Linked DNA regions of Homo sapiens: region 2 is linked to region 1. A link is an interaction called in ENCODE POLR2A ChIA-PET data of the cell type or tissue named here. Cell type or tissue: Caco-2. All regions are shown on one strand. Links, peaks and the distances in the headings refer to the core of each region. The heading gives the core; the rest is flanking DNA.

Evidence for each region. ChIA-PET counts read pairs that join two places held together with the same protein. Peaks named below come from ENCODE experiments on the same cell type or tissue, not always from the same donor. Only the 100,000 strongest peaks of a DNase experiment are listed, where the experiment ranks them.
Region 2: POLR2A ChIA-PET joins it to region 1 with 9 read pairs; 3 of 35 experiments call an interaction of 5 or more read pairs at or near these places.

What each region holds. Positions count from the first base shown.
Region 1 is chr21:35,981,621-35,984,541 of GRCh38, reverse strand. LOC101928269 (a long non-coding RNA gene) reads left to right here. Exons shown (of 6, transcript NR_110418.1): 4 at 2,626-2,791. Among named protein-coding and RNA genes, the nearest start is that of LINC01436, 22 kb to the left of the region's middle. In Caco-2, for the core only: no CTCF peak of the experiment used is centred there; a DNase peak (open chromatin) is centred at 1,572.
Region 2 is chr21:35,879,504-35,882,424 of GRCh38, reverse strand. No RefSeq gene overlaps it. Among named protein-coding and RNA genes, the nearest start is that of LINC01436, 120 kb to the left of the region's middle. In Caco-2, for the core only: no CTCF peak of the experiment used is centred there; no DNase peak of the experiment used is centred there.

The sequences.
Region 1 (2,921 bases), core at 281-2,780:
ACATTAGCATCTCAAACTCCACTAAATGATAATTTAGTTATAACCCCTTGCTTCCTCCTCCCCACCCCACCCCCACTTCTGCATAGGTAAAATAAGTGGTTTTCAGTGGTGAGGGTAGAGGATGAGACTACTCTGCCAGGGAACATTTGGCAATGTCTGGAGACATTTTTGATTGGGGGTGGGTATTACTGACATCTACTGTGTAGAGGCCAGGGATGCTACTAAATATCCTATCATGCACAGAACAGCCCCCCTACAATAGAGAATTATCTGGTTCCAAATGTCAATAGTGCTGAGGTTAAGAAATACTGGGCCAAAAAAAAAAAAAAAAAAGAGAAACACTGGGCTAAGTGGTATTCAGTAGAAGGAAAGTTCCCTGTCCTCAGTCTAGTCCATTGAACTTGATTACTTTCTACATATATACTAATCAGGACCTATGCTGGACTCTGGGGCCAGTCCCAAAGAAGAAAAGGCATGAACTCAGACCAGGACCTGCAAAGGGTCTGAGATTTTACTCTACTTACAAGCTGATAAGTTAGCTTGTTACTGTTTTATGGATGCTGGCAGAAGACACAAGATCCCTGGGTCAGAGACAAAGGACTTTATTATTCATGGCACAGCAAGCTGAATGAGCGTCATGTTGGCACTGGTTCCCCTTGCCCCTCAAGTCCCACAGGGGTAACCTGGATGTGCCAACGTGAATGCTAAGCATGTAGTGAGTTTACATTTTAGCTGATGAACACTGAACTTGGGAATCTACAGCTCTTATGGTAAACAGTAAGTCTGCTCCTTGTCTGTTACTACGTTTGCTCTTAAAGTGACAGAAATTAAGGGGGAAGACTTTACCTCATCCCTCAAGGGCATAAAGAATCCTATACAACGTGCAGAGGTCATGGAATAGGGTATTTCAGATTGGTGGTGTTTGAGAAAGCTTTATGGAAGTGGAGATACCTGAATTGGGTTTTATGTAATTTTTTTATTTTTAAAATTTCATTAACATACTTTGTTTCCAGAAGCTTTGCCAATGAAGGTAAAAAGCATAGAAATACAGCTCTGACAAAAAAGAGTTGTAGTATGAAAAATCATTAAACATGAAATTAAAGGAAGCTGTACTAAAATCACATGTGCATCCAAGTGGGTTAGGATTGGGGAATAGAGGGAGCACCTGATCTTAGCACAGATCAGGGAGCACAGGAAGAGGGAGGCCTGCTTGGCCTCGGGCTGTGGAGGCATCAAGGATTTGGCTCCTGGCTGGTCGCAGTGGCTCACACCTGTAATCCCGGCACTTTGGGAGGCCGAGATGGGAGGATCACTTGAGGTCAGGAGTTTGAGACCAGCCTGGGCCAACATGGTGAAACTCCGTCTCTACTAAAATACAAAAATTAGCTGGGCGTGTTGATGCATGCCTGTAATCTTAGCTACTAGGGAGGCTGAGGCACAAGAATTGCTTGAAGCCAGGAGGCCAAGGTTGCAATGAGCCGAGGTCACGCCACTGCATTCCAGCCTAGGTGATGAAGTGAAACTCTGTCTTAAAAAAAAAAAAAAAAAAAAAGGATGTGCCTTCCATTCTGCAGACTCCTGGAATTGCACTTAGCAATACACAGTCACAGCTGCCAGTCCCTAGCCTGTCTCCAGAAAAGGAAGAAACCTAGACAGGGACACGGAAGAAACCTAGACAGGGACACGGAAGAAACCTAGACAGGGACACAGAGAGGCGTGTATCTTGCTTGCTCATGTGATTGACTGGGAAATGCTGCCTGGGGTGCTGTTCTGCTAGAGTTTTTGAGGCATACCTGGGCCTAACAGGAACATGACCTGGACTAGGTTAGTGTTGTTTGCCTTGGGAAAAAGGGTGAAGTGATGTGTGGTGTCTGCATGGAGGATACTTTCTGATCCTTCCAGAAGTCCAACTCAGAATGAACTGGGTGTAAAAGGGTGAGTAGGGCTTCAACCCAAAGGCAAGGAGAGAAAAAGTGTGCCCAGAAGCAGAAATAGGATAGGCAAAAGGCACAGAAGCACAGACCATCATGGGATGTTCAGGAACAACATGCCATTTCATGTTGACAGAGTGAAGCATGCCGTCAGAGAGGGCAGATGGTCTGCTCTTGGTGGGGCAGTCAGGGGGTGCATCTTGCCTGTTGGTGTTCCTCAGAATGAGCAGGAGCATCTCTTACTGTGGTCTATGAGTGCCCTAGAATTGAGGGGTATGAAAATATGTGTCATGGATGTAATTGCAATTCTAGAGCTCTCTGTGAAATATAGAGAGCTGTATCTGCCCTCTTTGAAAGGCTCAGTGACACGAAACATGGAACGAGGAATGAATGATACAAAGGAATACAAAGAGGTAGAGGAGAATTGGGAGTTGCGGTGATGCTAGGAACCCTCTAAAGAGAGACTTCTTTTTGTTCCAGCAATGCACTAACTTCTGTGCTGAGCATCTCAACATAGATTATGTGGGGAGAGGGAGGACCCTCTGGAAAAGTCCTGGCTGAGCTTAATCAGCTTGTTAGCACAGAGAAACGGTTGCATCTGTGCCCCACAATGATAAACGTAGGTATAACAATGACTTATTGTAAGCAGCTGAGCTACATTTTTCTGAGATGATTTTTTTTTTCATGTTGGCAGCTGCGAGCCTGAGCGGACTCCTATGAACCAGTCTTCTCCAGCAATAGACCCTCCTTCAACTCGTGGTAGCCTGTACGCCAAGGGTGACAGACTGGAAAGCAGGATCCACCGGTTCATCTATGGGAAAAGGAGGGGGAATGAGATCAAGGATTGAGGACGCTAATGGGTAAGCATGAGAACCATTTGGGTAAACACCGCAGCACGGTCTCTATTAATCTAATCTGAGAACACTGGCTATGAAAAGTATCAGAGGCTGGGCAGGCAGGGTGTAAAATGGAGCCAAGTTAGGGAGAATC
Region 2 (2,921 bases), core at 288-2,787, 100 kb after region 1:
GGGGAGTCACAATCCATAATAACAACGCCATCATAAGAACAGTGACCAACATTTATTCAACATTGATAATGTCCATGACCCTTGATATGGAACAACTCGTTTCATCCTCACAATCACCCTATGAGGTAGACACTGATACATGTCCCCATTTCACTATGGAAGAAGCTGGGACAGCGAGGTTAAATGCTTTGCCCAGGTCACCCAGCTGGTAAGGGGCAGAGATGGGGTTCAAACCCAGGTGAAGTCTTAGTTCTTTACCCAAAAGATCACAATCTGTCATGATTGGAAGCCTCCTTAAAAGTCCTCCCACCAACTTCCTACTAAGGTAAAAATCTCTTTGACCTTCCAGGCAGATGGTCATCCAGCCCATCTTGAATGCATCCAGTTGCTTGAATGCATTGAGCAACAGGGAGCACATTACTTTGTCAGCAGCCCATGCCTTTTAAGAAAAGCTCCAACAATTGGGAAATTCTTCTTTAGATGAAGCTATTTCCTACGATTAGTAAGATTTGATCCCCCTTCAATGCTCCTGGGGTACAGACTTCTTGAAACTGCTATAAGATAGAATTATACATGGTGGGACTTAAATCTCTGTATGCATGTGTTGTGTCGAATCCGTATCGACTCCAGTGGGTGTGGTACTAGATGCAAGAGGCTGAAGAAGAGACCCAGAGCCAGCAAATGAGACATGGGTTTTACTGGGGACTTACGTGCAGGGGAGAGAGTCCAGTGGTAGCAGGCTAGACAGGAGAACTGCATGGCCTAGTGGGGGCAGGCTGAGCATTATAACTGCAACTGCTTGCAAAAGGCATGCAGCTTACATCACATTTTCTTTTAGCACCCTCCGACAGTCTTCAACTGGCAACTTTCACTTACCCCAAAACAAAGGGCCTTGATTCCCAGTATGGCCTGTGTTCCATGGGCCAGGCTCGGAGCTCAGATGTTCCTCATAGAAAAGGAACAAATCTATGTGTTTGGCGCTGTCAGATTTCCTAGCTCAGAGCACACATTTAGATGTGTCTGCCATACAGGGTCAGTCTCAGGGAGTCTACGTTATTGCTCTCAGATATGTTTACCATACAGCATATTAATTGGAAGTTAGTTTTGAAGAACAGTGACAAGGATATACATCATTTAAATCTGCCTCTCACCTTTCTGTTTCACCACCTTATGCTCCATCCCATTGAACGATTTACTCTGGGTCCATGTTATGGGTCTCAGGAGGTCCCACATCCACACCTCTGCTCTTGCTGCTCTGAATATTCTCCAGCACCTGTTTATCAGCAAATGCTGCTGCTTCTTTGAGCCTCAGTGCTCCCTGCTATGAAGTCTGCTTTGCTAAGGGGAGAAGTTGCTGTTACCAATGAGAGCTAGGTGATTGTTCACTAGGGAGGATTCAAATCAAGAGGTGATGTTACATCAGCAACATGGTGGAATAGGAGGGTCCTGACTATCCCTTTTCTGACAGATGCACCTAATGAACACCTACATATGGATCAATACTCCCTGAGAGAAAGCAGAAACTAGGTGAAAGACTCCTGCATACTGAACAACTGAGAAAGATATTCACATTGAAGCAGGTAGAAAAAGCAGAGACAGAGTCTGGTGGAGAAGAGGGGGGAAGGAAAGATGTTGGTCAAAGGATGTACAATTTCCATTATTAATAGATAGGAGAAGAGGCCAAGGCAGGTGGATCATTTGAGATCAGGAGTTTGAGACCAGTCTGGCCAACATGGTGAAACCCCATCTCTACTAAAAATACAAAAATTAGCTGGGTGTGGTGGCGTGCACCTGTAGTCCCAGCTACTTGGGAGGCTGAGGCACAAGAATCGCTTGAACCTGGGAGGTGGAGGTTGCAGTGAGCTGAGATTGTGCCACTGCACTCCTGCCTGGGCAACAGAGTGAAACTCTGTCTCAAAAAAAAAAAAAAAAAAAGGAGAAGTAAGTTTTAGTGATGCATTGCACAGCATTGTGACTATAGCTAGTAATAATGTAGGGCACATTTCAAAATTGCAAAGAGTACATTTTAAAAGTTGTCATCACAAGAAATGATAAATAGGTGAAGTGATGGATATATTAATTAGGTTGATTTAATCATTCCACAATGTATACATATATTAAACATCACATTGTACTTCATGAATATATACATTGATTATCTGTTAATTAAAAAATTTAAAAAGCCATAAGCCCCAAACACAATTAAATCAGGTGTAATTCTTCAGCTTATTTCTTTTTCAAAATTGTTCTGGCTATAATAGGCCCTTTGCTTTCCATACTGATTTTAGAATTAGCTTGTAAATATCTACAAATATATTGCTGGCATTTTGTTTGAGATTGCATTGAATCTATAGATTAATTTGACATTTTAACAATCCTGAGTCTTTCAACTCATAGACATGGTGTTTCTCCCCATTTTTAAAAGATTTTTAAATTTCTGTCAGCAATGTTTTATAGTTTTTAGTGTATAGATGAATGTTCTTTTTGTCAGATTTATCCCTAAGTATCAAAAAATTTAATGCTGTTGTAAGTGGTTTTGTTTTTTAAATGTCTATTTTTGATGTTTGTTGCTAGTATTTAGAAATACAGTACTTTTTTATATATTACTTTTTTATCCTGTAATCTTGGTAACTCATTTATTCTAGTAGCTTATAGAGCCCGTAGAATGTTCAGCATTAAAATGTTGAATTATTATGTGTAAGTAAATAAAGACAATTTACCCCTTCCCCTGAAAGAGGTGATGTCCCTTCTCTAGACCTAGAGAAAATATTAAAGTTGTTTCAGCATCTGTGTCATGCTGGAGGGTGACCAGGTTTCCTTCATAGCTATGTGACTTTAGGGAAATCTCTTCACATCCTGGGCCTGGCTTCCTCATCAGCAAATGGAAGAGCTTGAATCGGTGGGTCTTATCGGTTAAGATG